Linked DNA regions of Mus musculus: regions 1 and 2 are each linked to region 3. A link is a loop called in an ENCODE intact Hi-C map of the cell type or tissue named here. Cell type or tissue: left cerebral cortex. All regions are shown on one strand.

Region 1 (8,000 bases), 460 kb after region 3:
GGCCTGTCTCCAGCTTACTCTGTAGCTCAGGTTGGGTGGAACCTATGATCTTCCTTCCAGAGGTCAACCATGGGGCATGCTCATCTACCCAATTTAATGATCAATTTTGTTGCTGTTGTTAAAATGGGAACAGAATCTTTATGCTGTTCTAAATATAATCTGTGAGTTTGGTGGTTTTTTATTGGTTGGTTGGTTGGTTGGTTGGTTTTGCCATATGAAAAGGGAGGTGCTGTGTAGCCTAGGCTGGCCATGAACTCAAGCTCCTTCTGACTCCGCCTCCTTGAAGCTGAGATTATCGGTATGCATCACCGCAGCCAGCTCTCTGTCTCTAACGTCTGTACAACATTACACTGATCACTGTACCTATTTTGGCTGTGTTCCAATTCAGTTGTGGCTCTATGACAGTGAGCTCCCACTGCCAACTGGACAGGATTAAGACATGTCCTAGGGCATTTGTGAGGCACGCTTTTTTGACTGTGTCTGCAAAGACAATCATCTGAAGAGGGAGAGTCCATCCTGAAGTAGGGGGTAACATGGTCTAAGGGGCCCACACTGAACAAAAGAGGGCAAGGGAAGAAAGCAACCAGAACGCCAGCGTCCACCAATCTTTGCTCACTGAATGTGGACAGCGTGTGACCAGCTTGCGCTGCCATGTCTTCCCTGCAAGGACAAGACTATGTCACCTCAAACTGTGAGCCAACGTGAGACTTCCCCGACAGCTGTTTCGTCACAGCAAGGTGATTCGGGCTGGAAGCGTCAGCTTCTGACTTTCTGTATGACAAGTAGAGGTGAACAGAGGAAGCTAATGTTTTGTTTCATTCTGCCCTTCTCTAGAGTGGCATCTGGAGTTTGCTCTTGCTGATCCCAGACCACCAAGTGACTGGCAAGCCTGGGAGTTGATAGACTGAGGTTAGTTGAGGCTGTCACCCTGGAGGATGACTTTGCGCATGTGCAGAAAGGCACCTTGTAAAACCCGCCCTCTTCTGGCCACATTCCCTAGGAGTGGATTTACTACACGGAGCACAGGGGCATCTCTCTCAGTGTGTCAGATAAACATAATTACAGTACAAAATGATGGTTGGACTCATAGTGGGCACAGTGGATGAGACTCAGTGAGCTTGACCTGTTTAAGAACTGGGGAAGTAAAGAAGTGAAGCTCTGTAGCAAGGCCGGACTTCTGTCCAGAGTGAAGGAAGGCTGGTGAGATGAGAACTGGTGTAGAAAGGCAAGTCTACAGACATTTAAGATGCGTACAGCCTGTACCTTTATTTTCTTCATACTTTTTAAATGCTTTGAAAAAAATCTGTATTTTACAGTAACTAGATAAGTTGTTTAACTATCAAACACTAGCAAAACTGAAGTCAGGGAAAAGTGTATTACAAAGGGTTGTTGTGTGATTTACCTATATACTGCTTCCGCTTTTAAGATTTAAACTCAAAGACTGAGACAGAAAGACACTGGTCACCTGAAGACATCAAAATCAAGGGACAGTTAGAAGAGTCGTACGCAATTTGGACTGTCTAGAGACACCTCAAACTTCAAACGACATGCTCGAATACCTGTGGAGTATGAATGGAGTTACTGAATCTTGTAACCTTAAGGTTTCCACTGTCAAAAAGAAACCTACGTAAATAAACCCTTCCTGAACCCCTTGCTTTCCTCTTAAGTGGTAAACAGTACTTGGACAGCAAGCGAGGTGGGCTCAGGACATGGTGATGGAGCAGGGGACTTCAGAAATGGTACTGGAGAGGCTCACCATCCCTGAGTCACAGCAAGGCACGCCTATGTTTCTTAAATATGAGGCTTTAACCTGATACACACAGACTTCTGATGCACAAGCAGCAGGGCATAAGGCTTTAAATTAGGCCCATGTCACTTGGCATCCCATCTACATATTGTTTGTTACCTGCTACAATGGCTGGCAGTTTGCTCTTTGAAACAGGGAATAGCCGTTGACTCTTGTTAATAGCAAAGGTGGATACAAATATTTGAAGTACTTATAAGAATATCAATAATAAGGTAAAAACTGACCAGTAATTCAGACTCAGGGAATCTATAGATAGACTAACGCAGAGGGAGGGTGTAATATAAATGCCATATGGGCCCATCCATTGCCTACCATGAACTACAAACGTGGTTTGAGCTTCCTGCTAGAGGAGGCACAAAGACACCATCCAGAAGGAAAAAGGATGTTTACATTTTCCTTGGGAGGAAGATTTCCAGTTATTAACCTTTGACAAATGGTTGCCATTATAGTGATGTTAGCTAAGTGACTTTACTCATTGCCTTTAATCTGCACCAAGGCCCTGTAGTAGAAGATTGAGGATAAAGTATTATTAACGCAATGTTTCTTTCACTCATGGTTTGGTAGGAAGATCACCCAATGACACACAGTGAGGCTGAAAAACATGAGCTAGCAAATCAAATGTTAGCAAGTTGATACATCTGTATTCCTCACTTTCCTTGGCATTGCTGAAAAGATGCAGGACAATAAAAACTAAAGGAAAGAAGGGTCCCCCACAGAGGAGCAGGCAAGGCAGCTACATGCAGAGGTAGCTGGTCTCAATGAGTCCTTTGTCAGGAAGCAAAGAACCAAAAGCTGGGCTCCACTTAATTTCTCCTTTATACCCAGGCTGGATTCAGTCTGTGAAAAAAGTTCTGCCCACATTTAGGGTGAGTCTTCCTGCTCGGTCCAATCAATCTCCTAATTTCCTCGAGATCTCTGAAGTAACTCTAGAGCTGTCAGGGTTGGCGAAGATTATCCATCATGGCGTTAAAATGAGCCTCTTTTATCTATACTCTCTTATTTAACCTAAAATTTAACGAGATAAGCTAGCTTCCTTCTTAAAACTACGGTCCATCTCCAGGAAGGAAACAGAAACGACTGCAGAAGCCTACTCTGACATCCATCGCCCCCCAAAGGGGAGCACAGGAAAGCAAAAGCAAAGACTAACAGAGCTGAGAGCCAGAAGACACACCGAACCTACAAGCTCGCTCGCTCACCAGACACACAGAGTAAATTAGTCCTGCCCTGGACTCTGAGAGCCCCACCCCCACCTCCCGGGGAGCTGCCTTGGGAGCGCTTCAGGAACAGCATTGTGAACCCCACCCTGGTCTTGCTGGATCAATCTCAACTCTCATCACTCTCCAGTGTGTGTGTGTGTGTGTGTGTGCCTGAAGAAGTCAACGTTATGGCTGCTGCCTGCCTGCTTAAGGCATCTGGGCTTCAGTCCTGCCTAGGGGGCTCTGATACCTTTCCTTCCTCTAACTGGTCTCCTGGAAAGGCTTTTTCCTCAGGCAGTCCAGGGAACATCAGATACCCCTGCACCTTGGCAGTTGGAAAGTTCACAGTTGTTCTCTGATGTGTAGTTTTCCCAGGGTGCTATGAATTCTGGAGGGACGAGGACCCTATCTGGCTTTCACCAGAGAGGGTAGTTTTACTGACAAGATGAATAGGGAATGACTGTCACAAGAAAAACAACAATGGCCCTTATTTCTAGTATATGTTTAAGTTTTATGAAAAGATACTGGGGGGACAGGAGAAGCTATACTTTTCTTTGTCAAAGCCAAGAAACTAATTACGAAGTAGAATGCAGAAATTCATGTGAATTTTAAGGCTAAACAAGAATTCTAGGATGCCTCGGGCTACACCCGTAGATATTTCTGGAGATACTGTGCTTAATATGGAAATACTGTATAATGATAGATTTATCTCTCCCTAGGTCAGATAAGGAAGGCTTGTCTTCATTTCACTAGATGAGAATATGCATACTAAGACGGACTTGAAAATTATAAGGTTTCGGGGGAATATGACCCTTAATTTTTAAATTGAGAACTCTGTCCCAAAGAGGGGGGAGGATGTAGCTATGGAATCGCCTATTACAGATGGAGCTGGCGCCTGAACCCAGGCGCCTGAACCCAGCCCCGCCCTCGCCCCTCCACTCCCACCCCGCCGCCGCCCAGGGGCCAGTCCACCTTTTCATTAAGTCACAACACCTGCTACCTGGTCCCTAGTGCTCAGGGTCCCCACCCTCCAGAGAACCTAATCATATACCAGGCGAATTGCCTCTGCACGTCTGGAAGACTCTTTTAAGCTCCTAGCAACGGGCATCGAGAAACCAAGTGGACCATTTCCCGACCCCGCCTTCCAGACGCTTTCTGGGTGGGGCGGGTTGGGCAGCGCCCCCAGTGGGCGGCCAGACAGACGCCCAGCTTGTTCCTCTCAAGCTCACGCGGGCGCCCCCTCGCGGCCACTCGAGGAGCGCAGCGCCGCATTGCAAGCTCCAAGCTTTTTCTTGGCTTTCAGGCCCGGGAAGCGGGAAAACTGCGTGTCACTAAGCAAGAGGACACGGGCAGCCGTCCACGCGGCAGTGTGTCCTAAGCGTGACCAGAGCCCATTCGCAGAGACGGGGCCGGGGATGAGCGTTAGGGACCTGGGACAGAGGACCGTGGAGGTCCCCCTGTGTCCCCGCGGGAGGCAGCCACGTAGTCCATTCCAGGCTCTCGGCCACGAGAGGGAGGGACTCGCGCACAGCTACGGCGACGGCTGTGGACCCCTCGCACGCTCACGCGCGCCCGAGCTGGACTGTCGCGTCGGGCCCGCGCCGCGCGCGCGCACGCGGGTGGGCGTGGGAGGCAGGGGCGCTGCTGCACGCGGCGTGCGCGCGCTCCCCCCGCCGTCAGTCGCAGCCGCCCGGCCCCGGCGCGCGTCACGAGGGCGAGCGGGCGGCGAGCAGGGGGTGGGGCCGCGGCCGGAGGGGCCCGAGCGGCTGCCGAGCTAGAGCCGGAGGAGCGGGGCGCGGGCGGCTGCGGTCCCGGTGGCGGCGGGGGAAGATGGTGGCGCTGGAGGCGGGAGCAGCTGGAGAGCAGCTTTATTCCCAGGCTTGGCACGGTCGCTGTCACTAGCGCCGCCTGCTCCCGCGGGCCCGCGGACCCAGCTGTCAGGCAAGGTACCACCGCCAGGGCGGGCTGGGTGAGTGCCGGGCGCCCGACGCCCCGGACGGAGCTCGGGTCCTTTTGGAGGGATGATCCCGGGAGCTAGGGGTGAAGCGTGGAACAATAGTGCGGATGAACAGGGACGGCAGGCGACATCCAGGGAGGCAGTGCTTGGAGCTAGCGAGGCGGGGGAAGGGTGTGTACTAGAGAGATGCCAGGCGTCCGGTGCGCGCTGAGATACCCGGCTTTGGGAAGAGCGGGCCTGATGACAGTCACGGAAGGAGTGTGTGTGTGTGTGTGTGTGTGTGTGTGTGTGTGATAGCAGAGGGGATGGAGGTGGCAGATCCGAAGTGTAGGGGGAGATGACATTTCCAGGAATCCCCGCTAGGATCCCTCCTCTCTGGCTGACTGATGATGGAAACCGTGAGGTGGGCAGGATGCACTTGGTGTGTGAAGTGTGGAGGGGAGGCAGTAGGGTAAGGCCGGGTTTGTAAAATCCCGTGTAAGAGTGAGTGTTTAGCGTGCAATTGGATCCACGCTCTCAAAACTGCGCCCCACATCCAGCGATCTGCTTTTCCTGACTTGATGCCGCCAGCTAACACTGTGGGACAGTATTGGTTATTTTGACCCTGCAAGTCTAAGAACAGTTTCTGTTCTGCTACTGTTCTTGGGTGGCTGGGTGTACGGATTCTCGCTTCCCCTTTCCCTAACGTCCTAACACGGGGATGTGGAAGTGAGCGGTTGCTTTGAGGCACATGGCAGCAAACCAGGATAATGGTTACACCTTTTGAGACAGCTGGTGTCCCTGGCTCTGAAGGGCGCTTTCTTTGGCACTTCACAGCCTCTCATTGACTGCCTGACTCTGCAATTTCTATTGTTTATCTCTTGTCTAACCCCAAGAAGAGGGTGTTTAATGGTCATCTTCCTCTCCCGTTCCCACAACTTTTATCACCAGACTCCCTTCCATATATAAGTACTGAAAACCTTCTAGCTGAAGATTGGATAGTCTTTGCAATGATTCTTTTAGAATAAACTCTTGAGGTGTGTAAAGAAGGTGGGGGCTTTAAAAATACAAGAACAAGATTGAAAGGGAAGTAAAAAAAAAAAAAACAAGGAAAAAAAAAAGAGTGCCCCAACATGCATTCTCTTGGGTGTTTTTCCGTGGGAAATGGGATGCTAGTGACAGCCACTCTCCCGGCTTTCACAATGGTTAGAAGGTCCATTTAGGAACTGAAATTTCCCGAGACCCATGGATATAAGATCTCCAGTCAGTGAAGTCCCCGATTTCCTTCCCAGGACAGCTCACTCGTAGGAAATTTGGCAAATGTTTGGCTCTCCAATGATGTCTAGGAACCAAGACAGAGAAAAAGCACGCAGAGTCTATAGATGCTTAAATTTCTCTGCGTAATAAAGATAGGGTTGCGTAGAGAGGGAAAGCACTAGAGATGGCATATCCGTATGCGTGTCCACTGCCGCCTGGTTCCCTGGAGTCTGTATTTCTCCTGCAATATCCATAGGAGTGAATGCACCTTTATGATAATAGCCCAGTACTTTACTGATGTCATATGATTGGATTCACCTGCTTGGGACATATTTTAGTTATAATACCTTAAATTCTACTGAATTGCTGTCAGAACCCAAATGGGCTGCACTGGGCCTCTTTGAAAAGCTTGAAATAATCACAAGGATGTACAAATAAATGTATGATATACTGACACCAAAGATTTCTTTCTTTTTCTAAAAATTTTATTCTTTGGGCAAAGTATAAAGTGTTATTCCATGGGTACATTGAAAATAATAAAGCTAAGGCCATCTACATATGACTTTTCCTTCTCGTTTATTGTTTTTAAAACAAATGATGACATGTGGACCAACTATGCTGGAAGCTATGAGTGTAAAGTAAATTTCCCCGCATCCTTCAAGCCAAGCCTTCTGAAATTTTAATGTGAGGTTGTTGGATCTCATCCGAGACTTTAAAAAGGACTTATAAAAATGAATTTAGAATCCTAGTTCTTTAACTCTCTTAATGCTTTGGCCATATCTCATTCTGATGGATGTAAGTCACTTAAGAGGCTTAGGTTTCTTTACTTTAAAAAAAAGTTATCATCTCTGTATACGCAAGTAAAACCACATATGTAAATTTCTTATAAGAAAACTCAAGAATATTAGAAATTACCAACGTAAACAGCCTGATTAGAGAAAGAAGTGCATACAAACACAATTGATGACTTGAGAATTTCTGATTTCCTTTCTCATGTAAATGAGAGACTTTTTCAAATGCCATGCCCTGCTTTCCTAACGTTTGGCCCGGTGAGGTTAAAGGTACAGCTGAGATCTGTAATTCAGTTTGGTAAATGGCTGCACCTCTCCCTGCAGCCTGCAGCAAGCCATTTGTTTTGCATGAATGCCTCTTCGTCTTCTTCCCTAAAAGCAGCTTTAATGCCTTTCTCCTCTACCGCAAGCCTCCCTTTGAAAAGTTTGTCTTTTCAGAAGACTTGGAAGTAAAGGACATTTGAAAATTGACCTGCAGGGCCAAAAAGGGATAAACCATGGTGCCACGGGGGAAACTGAGCTTTTATGCTGCAAGGAAGACAAAATAGAACATCGAGTGGTAGAAACAGACTCGTGCTTGAATAAGTTGGGTGGTGGAGGAGAGGGTGATACATCAAAGGGATGGCACAGCAGAGGGACGGAAGCTGACTTCAGAAGCCTGGGAAATGAGTCCATTAAGAGGAAAAGAGATTCAAGCAGGAGGCTAGGTTGATAAAGCCATCAAGATGGTGGACCATACTGGGCGGAGGCATGACTCTGAAGAAAGGAACCTGGTTATAATCTCTTAGGAAAGGCAAAGGCAAATTGAGGCTGGGTGTAGAATTATGAAGGCAATGTGAGAGATTGATGTGAGTGAATGACCATCACCCAGCAAGGAGGAACTCTGTGTATGAGTGTATAATTATGCTTTGACAGCTAATTAAATTTCGCAATAGTGAGCATTCAGTATTGCTAAATTCAGTGGTGTCTCTTATTCTCCATGGAAAGAATGCTTGCTTACTTTTAAAAGCATT
Region 2 (8,000 bases), 660 kb after region 3:
GCCCCATACCTCACCACCACCCCCCCATAGAACAAATCCCCCTTCTCTTTATCTTTTTTTTATAAACACATCACCTATAGGAAGCAAAGTGGTTGGTTAATTTTGTTAATGAACAAGACGTTAAGGCACGCAGAAAACATAACCTTCCTCCAATGTTGAATGCAAATGCACTCCTAGGGTTTCGGTCCCCTGATACGAAGTGATCCCTTCTTTAAAGACTCTGCAGACTGTGTGAGCCCTGAGGGTTAATTGTGTATTTTACATTGGTTACTAAACCTCTCACTTAAAAACAACTAAGGTGGCTGAGGGAGAAGACTTAGCCAATAAGGTGCTTGCCACATAAGCATAATGGACCTGGGTTCTGTCCCTGGCACTAGGTAAAAAGTCTATTTCCAGCATTGGGGATGTGAAGAGAGAGGATCCCTCGGGCTTGTTGGCTAGCAGTCTAGCTGAATCTATGAGCTCTAGGGTCATTGAGGAGCCCTGTCTCAAAAAATAAGCTGCAGAGTAATTGAGGGGAACACTTGCTGATACGACCCCTGGCCTCCACACGTCTCCATGTGTGCATGCCCACCCATACATTTAACACTGGAACACATACAAGCACACGCACACACAGCAGCTCGGGCCAGGTAGTCAGCTCAGCGGCAGACTGATCTTGCCCATGGGAGGTCCTGAATGAAGTTCAACATGCAGCAATGCAAATTATGTTTAATGTATTTCACTCAACTTTAAATTTCCAGTGGTTAAAGTGGTAAACATTTTATGTTTCCATATCTTCTACCACAACTTAAAACCTCTTCATTTAGCATGGAGTAAATTTGGTGGTTGTTATTTTATGGAGATTCGTTAGAAAGGGCCTTTCTGAGACTGGAGAGGGGACTCTTGGTGTCCCACATTGACAGAGTAGCACACACGAGGGCCAGGAAGCCAGCCTCTCCCTACAGCGCTTGACTCCGGTGACCGCAGTGAGCTTGGCAGGCAAAGGGTGGCTTTGGCAGATGGAGGTGACCTAGGAACTGTAAGCACACATCTCTAATTGCTAATTGCTTCAGCGTGTGTGTTCAACTCTCCCCAGCACCTCCTTTGCTTTCTCTCAAGGAAACCCCAGGCTTCAGAAACCAAACACTAGATATGACTCCCTCTGGTGGAATAAGGAGAGAAAAGTCACAACTGCTCCTGATTCCCGGTGGGCAGCTGCAGGAGTCAGGAGTTTTATAGACCTCCCCTACCCACAGGATCATTCCAGATGAGGACACTACAACTGCAGGCAGAGTCAGGGCTGGGACTCCACTCGGCAAACCCAGAGGCTAAGAGCAGGCTCAGATCCTGGAGCCCTAGTGTCAGGCTGGTTGCAGTACAGTGACCCTGCTTATAGACTACCCAGGAGTCTGTCAAGTCATTTAGTGGAGACCATACAATCCAAAGACATAAGCCCTGGAACAGCCTGGTGAGTAATTGAGTAACTCACACACACACACACACACACACACACACACACACACACACACACACACACACGGCAGCATAAAAAGAATGCAGTAGAATTCCCCGAGTCGACTTAAAATTTAGACTATTGTTTCCTAGAATTCTCCCCTTGTGACTCCCAAGTTCAGATTGGGCACAGAAGAGCAAATGAGATTTGGGAAGCTAATCAGAATCAGGGCTGTGTAATGTCAGGAGAATGGCAGTGCATGCCCACTGTGGCTGGCTGACAGGCTGCATGGCCATCAGCATGCACACATGTGTACACACACACACACACACACACCCCTCAGCTGCTGAGTGTCGGGCCAGGTGTACTACAGCAAACCCCTCCTGCAGTTTCCTACCACAGAAGGGGTGGGCACAGTGGTTAGCTCCATGCCACTCTCTCCTCATGGCCTCAGCTTTTCTTTCGGGCAGCCAGCCCTGCTGGGGCCAGAGGTCACACCTCACACAGGTCTCTTCCTGGCCAGTACAGGGGCACTTGGCTGAGCCATAGGGAGTGCCTCACTCCCACACACCCGCCAGAGGAACCCAGGCACAGGAGGGAATAGAAGAAGCCAGAGGCAGCCAGCCCAAGCACGCTATGCTCCTTGATACCCGCTAAATAGCTTTGACCTGGCATCCTTCCATACCGTCTACCATTGCCCAGCTCCTAACATTTGTAAAAGGAATTTGGTCCGTGCTATAGGGCATCAGCAGATACAGGACCTTCCCCACACGAAGTCTGCTTCCAAGAACCTGAAGCTGGAAAGAACAACGCCTGCTTCTGCAAAGATGAGCCCCTCACTGGTCACACACTCCACCCTTTCCCATCTGACAGACCTGGGACCCCACAGCAGCCACAGCAACCTCCTCCTCCTCCTCCTCCTCCTCCTCCTCCTCCTCCTCCTCCTCCCATTGTTGTTGTTGTTGTTAAGGAAACAGGCTTGGATCCTCCAGAGGGCAGTGGGCCAAGGACGCTGAACTGCTAATTAAAAGGGCCCAGACTGAATGCAGCTGCCTGCAGGTCTGAGTCCCTAGGAGAATTGTACAGACCATTCCACCAGAGAAGCTGAAGGGAATACATTCATCTCCCAGTCAGCGAGAGAGGCAGCTTCCTTCCCATGCCCCCAAGCTAGCCCTGGTTCCTAGTGAAGAGAACACGGAAGGAAAAGAGCTGTGGAATGTCACCACCTCACTGACTCCAGAGGGACACTGGTCTTTAAAAAAATGACCACAGCCCTTTACTGTGTCCTGGTGGCTTCACCAGAGGGTTGGGTGTGTAATCTCCCGTGGGGACAGCCCAAGCCCATGGTGTGTGGCACCCAGCTCTGAATCCCCTGCAGGAAACAATGTTGGATACAATTATTACTAAAAATTGATTCATGAACACGAGAGATGGCTCATCTAATAAAGGACTTGCATTGCAGGCCTGAGCACCTGGGTCCTATCCTCAGGGCCCATTAAAAGCCCCAGGGTGACAGTATGGCAGGGCAGGCCTGTAAACCCAGCAGAGCAGTAAGGAGACACAACAGGCTCCTGAGGGACCCGATGTCCAGCCAGTACAGCCTATGAGTGACTATCAATCTCTGACCTCTGACATACACACACACACACACACACACACACACACACACACACACACAATCAAAGCAAATCGCTGGTAACAAAGGTACAGCATCATCAGGACACAATGCCTCCTGCACTCCGCATCGGGTGGGTCCCAGCCCCTGGTGTGTGTGTGTGTGTGTGTGTGTGTGTGTGTGTGTGTGTGTGTGTGCAGTAGCATGCCCACATCGCTAAGGACTCTCAGCAATTTACACCATAGACTTACACACATCAGGGCCTGATGGACAACTTTGGCAATTGTCTAAATTAACAAAACTGATAAGGTAAAGTCTCTATCTGGGAGCTCCCAAATGCAGGTAAATTTGAAGAAGTGAGTCGGGAGATGGGACCAGGGTGTTTTCTGCCGTGAAAAGCACAGAGGGCCTGGAACAGTTAGATCATGGGGTCCACCTAGGAAGGCATAGGATGAAACCTGTTTTCTATTTCATTTCTCACTTAAAAAAAAATGTGTTATGAGTGACAGCAGGAGCTTCGGGTAGATCAGGCATTTCCCTGTCACTGGGTCCTGTTATGTCTCCCCCGCATCCCCACCCTGGGTCGTTGGGTCAAACTGTGGTACTCTGCCGCCACCTGGTGGCAGACAGCAAAATGCTACAGTACTCCAGATGAAGGCAAGCACGCAGTGTTTTTATTGTCCTCAATTCTCTAGTCATCTGATGATCCTTTGGTTTATCCTTCCAAAGCAGGTGAGGGCGTGGCAAGGAAGAAAGCCCCTCCCCCTTCGATTGTTTTGCCTTTCGAGATACTTTCATGAAAAGGTAAATCAAGCAGCGAAAGAAAGTTATCAAGCTGGAACACAGACCCTTGGAGGGCTTCCCAGCAACCCTGCCCACATTCCAGAACATCCCTTCCACCACCGTGGCCCGCCACTGGGTTTTCAGAGTTCCCGCCAATCTAACCCTGGCGTGTGTTTCTCCTGACCTGGGACACTCACGATTTGTACAACTCAGAGGTGTGCAACATTCACCTGGGGTTGCATTCTGGAGGATGTGGGACAATGATACTCCAAAGGTTTCAGGAGAAATTGGTCTCCCTGTCCTCTGACCTTGCTTCCCCATCAGGCGCTGAACTGCTTCCTGCTGCAACAACCGTGTGATCGCTGACCACGCGTATTGCAATGACCCTGCACGCAACTTCTGTGAGGCTGACCCAGATACAAAGCAGCTGGCTCGGAGGTTGGTCCTGAGGCAGGAACAGGTCCTCAGCCTGCTTAAAGAACACTGAGGAAGCCAGAGCAGCGTGGTCAGAGCACAGGCGATGAAGGAGTCTGTTTAAGGGCAGGGACCAGAAAACTAATACAGAGCCACATACCTGGGGAAACTGAAAAGGGGGCGGGGCAGGGACACACAACCATGGACTGCCTCACTATCCAAAGAGAATCCAGAACCCTAGTGGCCTAAGACAGGCTTCCTTTCACACTTTTAAATATAAAGTTGTCCTTTTAAACCCCCTTTCACTGCCTCACTGGGAATTATCTGAAAACATTTCTAATGCTTTTATTATGCTATCTTATATTTTTTTAAAAAAAGAAAATCTTGCTAGGGATCAAACCCCAGGCTTCAAATATGCTAGACAGGCACTGTCACCGAGCCACACCCCAAGCTATAAAGATACTTCTTGTAGGGGAATTTTAATCCAGTAACATGGCTGCTCTGGCAAGAGATCATATCCAAAGACCTTCTGGGTCTGTATGATCTGGCCGGAATATAAACATAACTTTAATTCCTCTGAGTAGAATACAGACAGGGCCTCAGTACACACACCCTTAATCATAAATAATGGAGGTAAGGTTGGTTAGTAGAAAGAAGCATCAGTGTTTGAAAAGTGATGAGTAATTGAGACGTCAGTTAAGTTCAGGCAATGCGGTGGAGTCCAGTGGAGTTCCGTTCAGTGCAGTGGAGTTCAGTGGAGTTTGTGCCGTTCTGTTCATCTTGTGCAGACAGCGTAGTCAGTGCAGTTCAGTTCATGAAGCAGTCGTTCCAAGCAGAGCAGTTCAGTCAAAAGCTGAGAGGAGCCAGTTTCAATCAGTCAGCTAGGAGAGGAGTTTGAGCCAGAACAGCTGAGTTGAACCAGCCAGCCAGAGTTCAGAGAGAACTAGAAAGGGTGGGCTTATTCAGCAGCAAGCCTCTGAGATGACAAGTACATCTGGCAAATAAAAGTTACTATTACACTTCTAAAGAAAAACACCCCTCTGCCCCATTGCTAGATATTTGGCAGTTTTGATGATTTCTTTGATAATCTTGTATGCAATTCATATTTTGGTTCTTAAATCCCAAACCTTTCTCAAGGTTTCAGTAATAATATTGCAAGAAGAGTCCAGTTGTTCACACTTGGAACCTCACTGCAGGTACTAGTTCCCAGGCCTCTGGCTGGACAGACAGGATGAAGTCCCAGGCCTTAATGTACCCCAAGCCTGGTTCCAACTTCTGTCCAGCTCCAGCCTCTGCGATTCCTGGAGATACCTGGGACCACACGGTCCTCCAAACAGCTCTTCAGTCTCAGTAACTACCTGGTGACTGTCAGCAGAAGTCCTCTTCAGACTCCAGGATGTTCCCACAATGCACTACTCACCACCTCTACCAACACCCTGCCCCATCCACCTCCAAGTGGCATGACATGCCTTTCCCAGAGCTGAGTATATTAAATTGAGGCATCTGCTCTCTGCATCTCTTCCCTGTCACTCTGTGAGTGCTGTATGGGTGATGAAGTCTCTGTCTTGTTCACTTCTTGGCCCACTGCATCAGCATCGTGGCAATCTATGTAACATGAGTGTTTGGGGAGAGTCATCAATTGGCCAGGAAGGCAGAGAAGCAACAGAGACTTCTGGTGCTGGGTCAGCAGCACCGCCTTTGGTATACAGGGATTGTAGGGGTACCTGAATCTGACCACAGCTTGTGACTGCCCTTTTTAGGACCAACTACTACCATCTACAACATTCCTTCCCCACCTACAGCACCCTGCTGGCTCCTTAATACCCTCAGCCCTACCCTGCTTAGTCGAAGGAGAGAACCTACGAACTGGTGACACATAATCCTCTGTCCTCCACTCGATGAGGGGTTCCTGTGTTTTATCTTTTCCATCACTGTGACAAACTAGCAGACAGGAGCAATTTAGGAAAGTAAAGGTATATTTGGGGTCACCACTCAAGGACATTTCAGTCCATCTTACAGGGCAGATATGGAGGCCTGGAGAAACGGTGTGGGGACAAGGGTGAGCTTATAGCACCTAGATAACAGGAAACAGAGTATAGGTCAGAGCCAGGAGTGGATATACCCTTAAAGCCCTCCTTGTGTGACCCAACCCTCCGGGGCCAGGCTATTGGCCCTGCTGGGGATTAAGTGTTCAAGCACATGAGACTTCAGGGAACCTTTCACACTCACCACCGTTAGCAGTCAGGCATCTCCACTGCCAGCCCTGAAGGACCTGGACCATCAGGCACCTTCATGGTCAGCCCCGGGGTCCCTGGTGACAGCAAGACCGGTCATCACTAGCTCTCCAGAGATGACATATTCCCATTGTTGCCTCTGCCGCTCGTCCTCTATAGCCTCTCCTCCTGCACATGTGCCACAGCCCTAATTAAAATGCCTCACTTTTCCTCCCCACTTCCCTTCCTTCTCCCAGAGGCAGCTGTTTCCCTTTACCCCTCCCTTTAGGAAGCCTCCCACAGACCTGTTGCACGGTCTCTGATTTTGTCGGAATTCGCTGCTTAGTTCCATCAACCATAGCACCCAGTATCTGGGATTGTGCCCGACTGATATCAGAAAGCACATGCTGAGTGTGTAAATGCAGGCAGCTGCTTGTCTGGGCCATTCTGAAGGACAGCAGCGTCCTACTCCCAACTGCCCTTTGTGACAAACCCCAGCAAGGATAAATCCTTAAGTGCCTCTGGGCACCCAGTATCACTGTGGTGGGCTTCAAAAGAAATCTTAGGGGGGGGTGAAACTCTTCATCATACATGGGCTCATAAGCAAGACAAATATAAATAAATAAACAAATCAAACTATACAAGTTTACTTAATATAAGTTTAAATGACACAGGAGTCTCCCCGAAATGAAGGCCCTAAGAAGCACGTACCAGCAGGTGTGGAAGGAATATATATTACACAATTACAGACATGTATCGAAGAATTATCCCCCCACAAAAGAACCTAAACAAGAAATCTACCATCCCTATCAATGTATCAAAGATCAGATATTCCAATGCTCTGAGGTATTTCAGAGCACAAAAAAAAAAAAGGAAGGAGACATCCTAATTTTATAGAGCAAATATAATATCTATGTGGAAACAAGAGGAAGTCAGTGTAAAAAAACATATACAGACAAATACCATTGACAAATACCATTGGGAATTTTCTAAATATTAGCAGAGTCCAACATTACATTAAGAAATAATGCATCACAAATTAGAGGGATTTGTTCAATAATTCAAGAGTTGTGCCAATAGAAACCCATTAATATCATAGTATGGGCCCATCTTAATATGAATAATATATACTTTGGAGCCTAGGATGTAGCTCAGCTGGTAAAGTGCTCGCCTCGCTTGTATGAAAGGCTCAATCCTCAGCACTGCTTAAAGAAGTCATGGTGACACATGCCTGTAACACCAGTGCCTGACAAGTGGTGGCCATGGAGACCAGGAGTTCAGAAGTTCAAGGCCAGCCTGGACTACATGAGCCCCTGTCTCTAAAAATAAAAAGGTAAGAAAGTATCAGGGATCTTTCCTCTACGATCAGGAAAAGGACTATCAACGCTCCTCCACAGTGTACTGTCTCTTGTGAGGCTATGGCAGTGCCTGGCAAACACAGAAGTGGATGCTCACAGTCATCAATTGGATGGAACACAGGGCCCCCAATGGAGGAGCTAGAGAAAGCACCCAAGGAGCTGAAGGGGTCTGCAACCCTATA
Region 3 (8,000 bases):
AGGGCGGGAGGAAGACTGGCTCAACTATACTGCTGACTGGGAGTTAATATCTATACAGAACTTAAAAAGCTAAGCACCTCCAACAAAACAAGAACGCTTTAAATTAAAGCCCCAAATCATCCAAACCAAAGAATGGCATAAATTGAACAAGTGATTCTCAAAGAAGAAGTACAAATGGCCCATAAATATTTTAAGAAACTGTTTGACACCCTCATGCATTAGGGAAAAAGAAAATTGCCTGGAGATCCTAGCTCACTCTAGTCCGAATGACAGTCATGAAGAAATGAGAACAAACACTCACCCCATACCTCGGCTCTTGCGAATAGCGCAACAATTGGTGTATGTGAACGTCCCTATGGTAAGGTAGTTCCTACTTTGTTTCCTTGTCTGCCTTAGTTTGGGATGGCTGGATCCTATGATAGGTCTGTTATATGTTTTTGAGAAACCTCTACAGTTATTTCCATAGGGGCTCCATCAGTTTATATCCCCACTAGCGGTTCATTAGACTCTCTCTCTTTTCCCACTTCCGTGCCAGCACTTGTCATTTATTATGCAGAAGTTGATTTTCTCCTTCCACTATGTGGGTTCTTAGGGTTGAATTCAGGTCAATTCATGCAGAATTGGCAGCAAGCTCCTTAACCTCCTGAGCCATGTCGTCAACCCTGAAGTTTTAACTTTATCAGTCATTATCATTTTCCCTTCCTTTTTGTCCCTCCAGAATATCATGACTCCTCAATTTTCAATTTGATAACCTCCTTTTCTTTCATTGTTACTTACATATGTATGTATGTACAACATAACACAATATAAATACAACCCACTGGAATTGTGTTTTGTTGTTTCTATATATATATATTCAGGGCTGACCAATAAATACAGGACTTATCTTTGGGAGAGATTATTTCTCTCTTTCTCAGCGGTCACTAGCTGCCTATAATTTTTTTGGAACCTGTGGTAGCTTTGCTCCATTCCACATTTGCACATCTATTGATATTGCCATTATTCCTGTCTTATTTATTCAGCCATTCCTAGGGGAAGATTTTCTCACACACACACACACAAAAATGTGGTAATATTCTGGCTCTTATAATCTTTCTAACCTCTCTTCCAGAACATTCCTTGAGCCACAATGGCAGGCACTATGATGTAGATGTACCTGGTGGGGCTGGCTTCTCCATGATCCCTTGACCTCTGCACTGTATCAAGTTACGGTTTTTCTGTTATGGTCTCCACTTGCTGTCAAGAGAGTCTTATTTAGTGAGGAGTGGTAGCTACACGATATGTATAAAGATATGATTTAGAATTTAGTAAGGAAATGTACTGGTCTAGCCAAGTACTGGCAGTACATACTTTTCTAATGCCCATGACCTCACTTGCCCCAGGAAGGTGGCTGGGCTTCCACTTCTAGGCATAATTTTCTTTCTGTTTTTAGGTCAATTCCACAGCTATTGTTTGCTACCAACATTTGGATGCCACTTATTGTACTTTATCTTTTTTAATTAAATAAAAACATTTTTATTCCCGTGTTGGAAATTAAGCCCAGGGGGTTGGTTATACATCCTAGAAGGGTTGGCTCTAACTTGTGCTTGCTTTGGCAGCACATGCACAAAAACCGGAATAGTAAAGAGAATGCTAGCATGGCCCCTATGTAAGAATAATATGCAAATTTGTGAAGCAGTTCATATTTTTTTCTAACAATATTTTTATTGATTATTTGGGAATTTCATATAATACCCCTGATCATACTTGCTCTCCATCCCTTCCAGATCCACCTCCTACTCTTATGACCTGCCCCCCACAAATACACTAAGTCTAATTTGTGTTGCTCATATACTCATTGGAGCATGGTCAAGCTCCCAGCAGCCAGCCCCTTAAAGATAACTGAGTCCATTCCCACCCCTCCCACCCCATCTCAGCCAGAAGCCATCAATTGTGAAGAGCTATGCTTCAGCGTGTTTATCACAAGTTTTAAGGACTCTATTCAATGGGTTCCTGCCTGGACTGTCCCACCCTCCTTTTGGTGGGGGAGAGGTTTCCTCAGAAGCCTTAAATGACTTTCATTCTCAATTTTGAGTCTGCAGTCATTGATATCACTGCAGAAGAAGTATTCCCACCTATGACAATAAGCAGCAGCAAGGATCACAGACATTAACATGGCTTCCAGCAGCAGCACAGACTATGGACAGCAACATGTCATCCAGAAAATGAACCTTTCTTCAACTCGTGTGTATATCTTGCTTTTGCTCAGAGCCAGGGTGATTGTGTGATTGAGCAGCTTGTTGCTGGGTTGGCGGGCAAAGCCCATGTGAGTTCTAGGCTATTGCACACCTCCCTGCTGGTTCTACTGTGCATGTAAGGGTCTGAAAATCACTGAAGGAAGACCCCAGACTCAGATAGTCTGCAAAGACAAACAACATTTATTCTGAAGAAGCATCTAGCATGCGGGGTCAACCATTCTCCAAAATGGTGACCCCAGACAAGAGCACTCAGGCCTTCTTATAGGGAACTGTGGGACTCTCTAGGATTAGGTAATCTAAAATTTCATTGGTGAGTGCTAGGGGGTACCAGGTGGTCAGTGGTTTGCATTCTTATGTCATGAACATTTAACAATAGGATGAGATAGGGCTGCCCAGCACAGATGGCCCATCCTGAGATAAGCTATTTCCCTATTTTTGTGGTTTTCCCCAGGCTGTTCTTTGGGGGGTGGGCTATGACCTTGTTTCTGGATTTTATGGTCTGTTCCTGGAACTGGTACCTTATGGCCTCTTTCCCCACCCCCTGAAATCAGGTCTGATCCTTAAATGGAGACAAATGGGATTTATGTGTCCTTTCAGACAATGACAAGCTCATTTGTCCACCTCATGTGCACCCCCATACCTGCTGCTGATGCCACCAAATCTCTACCTTGGTGAGTCTTCTACCTCTCTCTAGCATATATGCCATTCGTTCACCCATCTTTCCTAACTCTCCATCAAACATTCACCATCAAAGTGGCGTTGCAAATTGCCACGTCGCACACAGTATATATTGCTTTTCCCAAGCAGCTTTATGTACAAATTTTTATTGGAATGAGTCATTGGTCTGATTCAATGAGGTTTCTGTTTTCTAAAGTGCCATAAATACTGTATTATTCTGAGACTCATCTCAAAGGTCTTGCTGTTGTTCAGGGTCAGGCTCATCTTGTGGCTGGGCAGAGGGTTGGAAGGCAGGATCTGCATAAACTCCAGGCAACTGCATACCTCCTTGCCCTCAGTGCCAACAGCCCTGCATGCTCACTGGGCATGCAGGTATCACTTCAGCCCTGAGCTGTCGTCCCCCTTGCAGGGTTAGCACTGCAAGATGCAGCAGCAGTGGCCATATCTCTAGTTGCCCTTCTGGGCTGTGTGGCAAGGTGTACCAATACCACTTGGTATCTTCAGCGAAGAACAGCTTCAGCAAAGCCAAACAATGACCAGTAAAGAATGGCAAGGCATACCAACACCGTCGAGCCTCATCCACTGTCCACTGGGCTAGATTTATATCTTTTCCAAACATCTCATGTTCTCTCAAGCATCTGCACTAGCAAAACATCATAGGCCCCTTTTCTAGGCTGCCTCAAAAACAAACAAACAAACAACCCTGCCACATGTCTGTTCTTAGCAAACCATCCTTCCATGTGTCTGCTTCAACAAAAACATCCTCTCATAAGACAGTTTCCAGAGAAACATCACATGACAAGACTGAGTCTCCAAAGAAACCAGCAATTTCCACGTCACATGGGAACACTTACGTGGAGGTCACTTGACAACTCACAGGCGTTGTTCTCTCCTGCCATGTGGGTTTTGGGAATCAAGCTCCGTTCATCAGGCTTAGCAGTGAGCATCTTTATCTGATTAGCCATCTAACTGGCCCTCCTGCCTTATTTAAAAACTGTTTTTAGGAGACTTTTGGTTGGATTTGAATCCATTGCATATTTTATAATATGCAATCATTCATTGTGCAGTCTAATAATTTATGAAGTGTTAGAAGAGGGGCTATCCAGATTAAAAAGTAGTATACAACCAAAAGGACCAACGAAATTATTATAGACCTCCAAGGCGACCTTTTATACTCCTTCTGGTATTTGGAACCCATGTGCACATTTGTGATAAACTAAGTGCTTTTCTTGAACAATTAAATAATCCAGACACAGCTCATGAAAACTAAATTAGGTGATAATTTTTTAAAAAGATGGATCTGTAAAGAAGTCTAACTTTGCACAAGCTTTTTGAGGAATTAATGTACAAATCAGGAGAACTACAGTCAGTCACATCGGTGGGAAGGAGAAGACCTTGCTTAGCCACTGGTTAAAGAAAAGGAAGGTGACCTGGTAGGATTCTATGGCTGCTTTATCCTTAAGATGGCACTCTAAGCTCATGCTTTTCTTATACAGAAAGAGACACAAAAATAACTGAATTTTACTAATTCCTTATCACATAAACTGGGAAGACTTTTGTGTCCAAAACTTAATGTGTCTATGTTCTTGTATGTATTACATTGTTGTTGTTGTTGTTGTTGTTGTTGGGTATTTTGAGGGCCTCACTTTGTTTTGAGACCAAGTTTTATTTAGCACCGGCCACCTTGAATTTCTTACAGGACCAAGGATGACTTTGAATTTGTGATTCTCTTCAGCCCCACAAGTGTTGGGACAGCAGGAGTGTGTTGCTATGTCTTATCACCTATTACTTTTTGTTATTCTTCATAGTAACTACTTTATCTCTTTTGGCAAAGTAGGAAAAAGATCCAGAGGGTTAAAAAAAAGACTTACTCTCAAGTCCAGTTTGTAAGGAGCCGAGTCAGAATTTGAGTGGAGGCATCCAGAATCCATGAGCAGGGGGCCTAATTTCTGGTATGTGCTATGTCTTTACAGAGATCCACATGCCAGAAATCCAGTCGTATTAGAAAACTTATTAGTTATGAAAACGTATTTTTCCCCAGTTCTGGTTGTATGGGGAAACACAGGGATGAGACATCAAGGAAGCCAAGTCTTATCCCTCCAAGAGTAAGTCACAAAAGCATCCAGACCTCTGGAAAGCTCCACCGTGGATCTCTACTGTCAGACGCCGCTCCTGGGCTTTCCCCTGGAGTCTGAGCACGTGACCACATCGTTTGTCTTGAAATTGTGCTGGCTGTCTCATATCCCATTGTCTTCACTAATCTGTGCATGTCTTTGTAACCTCCATGCTTGCTGAGACGCCCAGAGCACAGGTATCTTAAGCTATCATCTCTGAACTTAGTTCTTCCATCTTAAGCCAGACCTCACATCAGAGGTACTGCGTTTTCCATATCTGTGCAATTCCTCCCCTCTCTACATAAATAATCACCATTGCAGATGGTGAATCATAAGAGGGAAGCCAATCTGCAGGGAAAGCTGTCTCTATTTCAAGAGCTTGGGTGTTTAGGTGCTGCCGAGAACTGGGATAAATGCAGAGACTGGGATTAAATGGTTAAGTAGCACCTAGTAACTGGTGTGCCTCCCTCTTGGGCACTGCTAAACCTGGAGATACTACGGAAGCTGTGCTTACATCTGCCTCTATTTCCATCCACACTGAATATAGTCAAATGCTAAAGGCAACCTGGAGAGGAAAGTGAAGCATGAAACCTGCAAGGAGCACAAATGAGGCAAGGTGAGTCACTCCGCTCACTTTCCACCTCCTTGACTCTAAAACGGACACTAAAAACCCGGCAGTCGTTTCTTAGCAACTGCCAGTAATAATTACCTCTTTCCTTGCTGCCTGAAAAAGATACTCTAAGCCATTGAGCTGTCTCTCCAACCCACTAACCCACTCCTCTCTTTTTTTTCCCTTCCAGACAGGGTCTCCCACTGAACCTAGAGCTCATCGAGTGGCCACCACATCAAGCTTTTTGACAAGGTGCCTGGGGCTCCTAACTGAGGTCCTAATGGTGGCAGGGCACCATTTTGCTGACTGAGCCACCTCCTTAGCCCCATATTGGAGCTATTTGTATAGCCAATAAACCCTAGAAGACGGAAGCTAAGAACCTTCGGCTACTCTATCATCCACATCGCTGATGGAGTTGAGGGAGAAGCTAGCAGGCTGAGGAGGCTGTTTTAGAGAAGGTTAGAACACAGGATGGGCAACAGGCTAGGTTTCAAACCCGGGTCTTGCACTGACTGCTGATCTGGAAAACATTAAATGTCCTTATCTAGAAAATGAACCTGCTGCTAGGATCTACACACGGGTTGTTGTTAGGATTAAATAAGTTAATGCCTATGACGACATCTTTGCCTGTCTCTGGAAACAGTAGGTCTTCAATAAATGTTAGCTGGAATGATTACGGAAGACTTTATGTCACTGTCAAGGATGCCAGAGAAATGCTTTATTCATTTGTCACACAGCACAAATACCTCACTATGAACTCAGATAATTGTGGGTGAAGAGTGTTCGTTCCTTCATTCAGCAAATGTAATATACTTATAGGTGGAACCAATGCTGTGAGGGATTTATGATGCCTAATGTACATCAAAATCCAATTGCACCTCAGTGTCTAATTAATCATAGGAAAAATTTTCATTAATACAATCCTGTCTTATTACATAATGAAGTTAGTTTTCCTCTATAAACCCAGGGATGTTGGTTTTTGTATGGCTGAGTATTTTTATTTTCTAAGTAGTGTGGCATGCAGAGAGGCATGGTGTTCTTCACAGATGGGGCCAGCGGATTTACAGCCTTGCAAAGCTAAGAAGTTGACTTTTACCGCCACTTCAGAGCTATGCAGTCCTAAGTAACTTTCCACCTTCTGATATTCTGTTGTTTCACTTTGTTGTCTTCATGGTGCTTGGGATCAAAGCCCAGGCCTTGCTCTGTTTAGCAAGTGCTCTATCACTGAGCTACATCCGCAGTACTGATGCTTGGCTTTCTCATCTGTGAAAAATGCTACTAACATTTCCATTTCAGGGGTGAGGGAGAGATTAAATTCATTTGCTCATTTGATTTTGTTTCTGGGCACCAAGAACACAAAAGCAACAACAGATTCTGTGTCCTGGTTAGTGATACGGCTCAGTACATGTAGATACTTGCAGATAAACCCGCCAAATCAAGTTCGGTCGTGTGGTAGGTAGAAGGAGAGAGCCTATTCCTTCCCCTTTCCCCATTAATTTGTTTATTTATTCACTTTACAGCCGGATTGCAGCCTCCTCCCTCTTCTCCTCCCAGTCCCATCCTACCATCCTCCTCCTTTATTCCCCTCATGCTTCTTCTCAGAGAAGTGGAGCCCCCCCCCCCCGCCCCCGCGAATACCCACCCACCCTGATATATCATGTCACAGCAGGACTAAATGTATCCTCTCCCACTGAGGACAGACAAAGCAGCCCAGCTATGGGAAAGGGATCTAAGACTCCCAACAGATTCAGAGACAGGCCCCTACTCTGTTAGGGGACCCACATGAAGAACAGAGCTGCAGGTCTGCTACCTGTGTGTAAGGGGCCTAGGCTCAGCCCATTCATATTCTTTGTTTGGTAGTTTAGTCTCTGTGAGCCCCCCGTGGGCCCAGGTTAGTTAACTCTGTAGGTCTTCTTGTGGTGTTCTTGACCTCTCTGGCTCCCTCATTCCTTCCTCTCACTCTTCCACAAGACTTCTCAAGCTCTGCCTGTTGTTTGGCTTTGGGTCTCTGCATCTGTTTCCACCAACTGCTGGATGAGTCTACTCAGAGAACAGACTCTTAAGTGAAAGCCAGAACCACTCCCCAACAAATACATTTAATTTTAAAAGCTAAAAGAAAAGTTGTGTCTTTAGAATTTAATTCCAGAGATAAATTTAGGGAAATTGAGATTATTATGGGAAATAAAATAATCTTTATATATTAATTATTACATGAAAGTATGTAGTAATGTCACTGATAAGGTGACTTAAAACATTTAATTATGGCAGAATAGAGCTTCAAATTAGAATTTGCAATTATATAATGGATATGTTCTGATAAAGACAAATAATGTAGTAATGAGTTAATTGCTAATGAGAGGA

Evidence for each region. Peaks named below come from ENCODE experiments on the same cell type or tissue, not always from the same donor. Only the 100,000 strongest peaks of a DNase experiment are listed, where the experiment ranks them.
Region 1: a loop joins it to region 3, with 3 times the contacts of the local background. A loop is called at or near these places in 2 of 42 quality-filtered maps.
Region 2: a loop joins it to region 3, with 9 times the contacts of the local background. A loop is called at or near these places in 6 of 42 quality-filtered maps.

What each region holds. Positions count from the first base shown.
Region 1 is chr19:23,754,120-23,762,119 of GRCm38, forward strand. Apba1 (amyloid beta (A4) precursor protein binding, family A, member 1) reads left to right here and starts at 4,757. Exons shown (of 13, transcript NM_177034.3): 1 at 4,757-4,972. In left cerebral cortex, CTCF peaks have their summits at 4,255 (motif pointing left) and 4,971; DNase peaks (open chromatin) are centred at 3,145, 4,264, 4,531, 5,172 and 3 more places; H3K4me3 peaks cover 3,865 bases; H3K27ac peaks cover 2,101 bases.
Region 2 is chr19:23,958,049-23,966,048 of GRCm38, forward strand. No RefSeq gene overlaps it. Among named protein-coding and RNA genes, the nearest start is that of Gm34076, 44 kb to the left of the region's middle. In left cerebral cortex, CTCF peaks have their summits at 1,164 (motif pointing left) and 3,668 (motif pointing left); DNase peaks (open chromatin) are centred at 1,127, 2,467 and 3,652.
Region 3 is chr19:23,294,747-23,302,746 of GRCm38, forward strand. It overlaps Mamdc2 (MAM domain containing 2), which reads right to left. Exons shown (of 14, transcript NM_174857.3): 14 at 7,863-8,000. Gm24263 (a small nuclear RNA gene) reads left to right here and starts at 1,583; the gene lies at 1,583-1,689. Gm41821 (a long non-coding RNA gene) reads left to right here and starts at 5,184. Exons shown (of 3, transcript XR_877770.2): 1 at 5,184-5,645; 2 at 5,830-6,097. In left cerebral cortex, a CTCF peak has its summit at 4,372; DNase peaks (open chromatin) are centred at 4,356, 4,862 and 5,462; H3K27ac peaks cover 1,443 bases.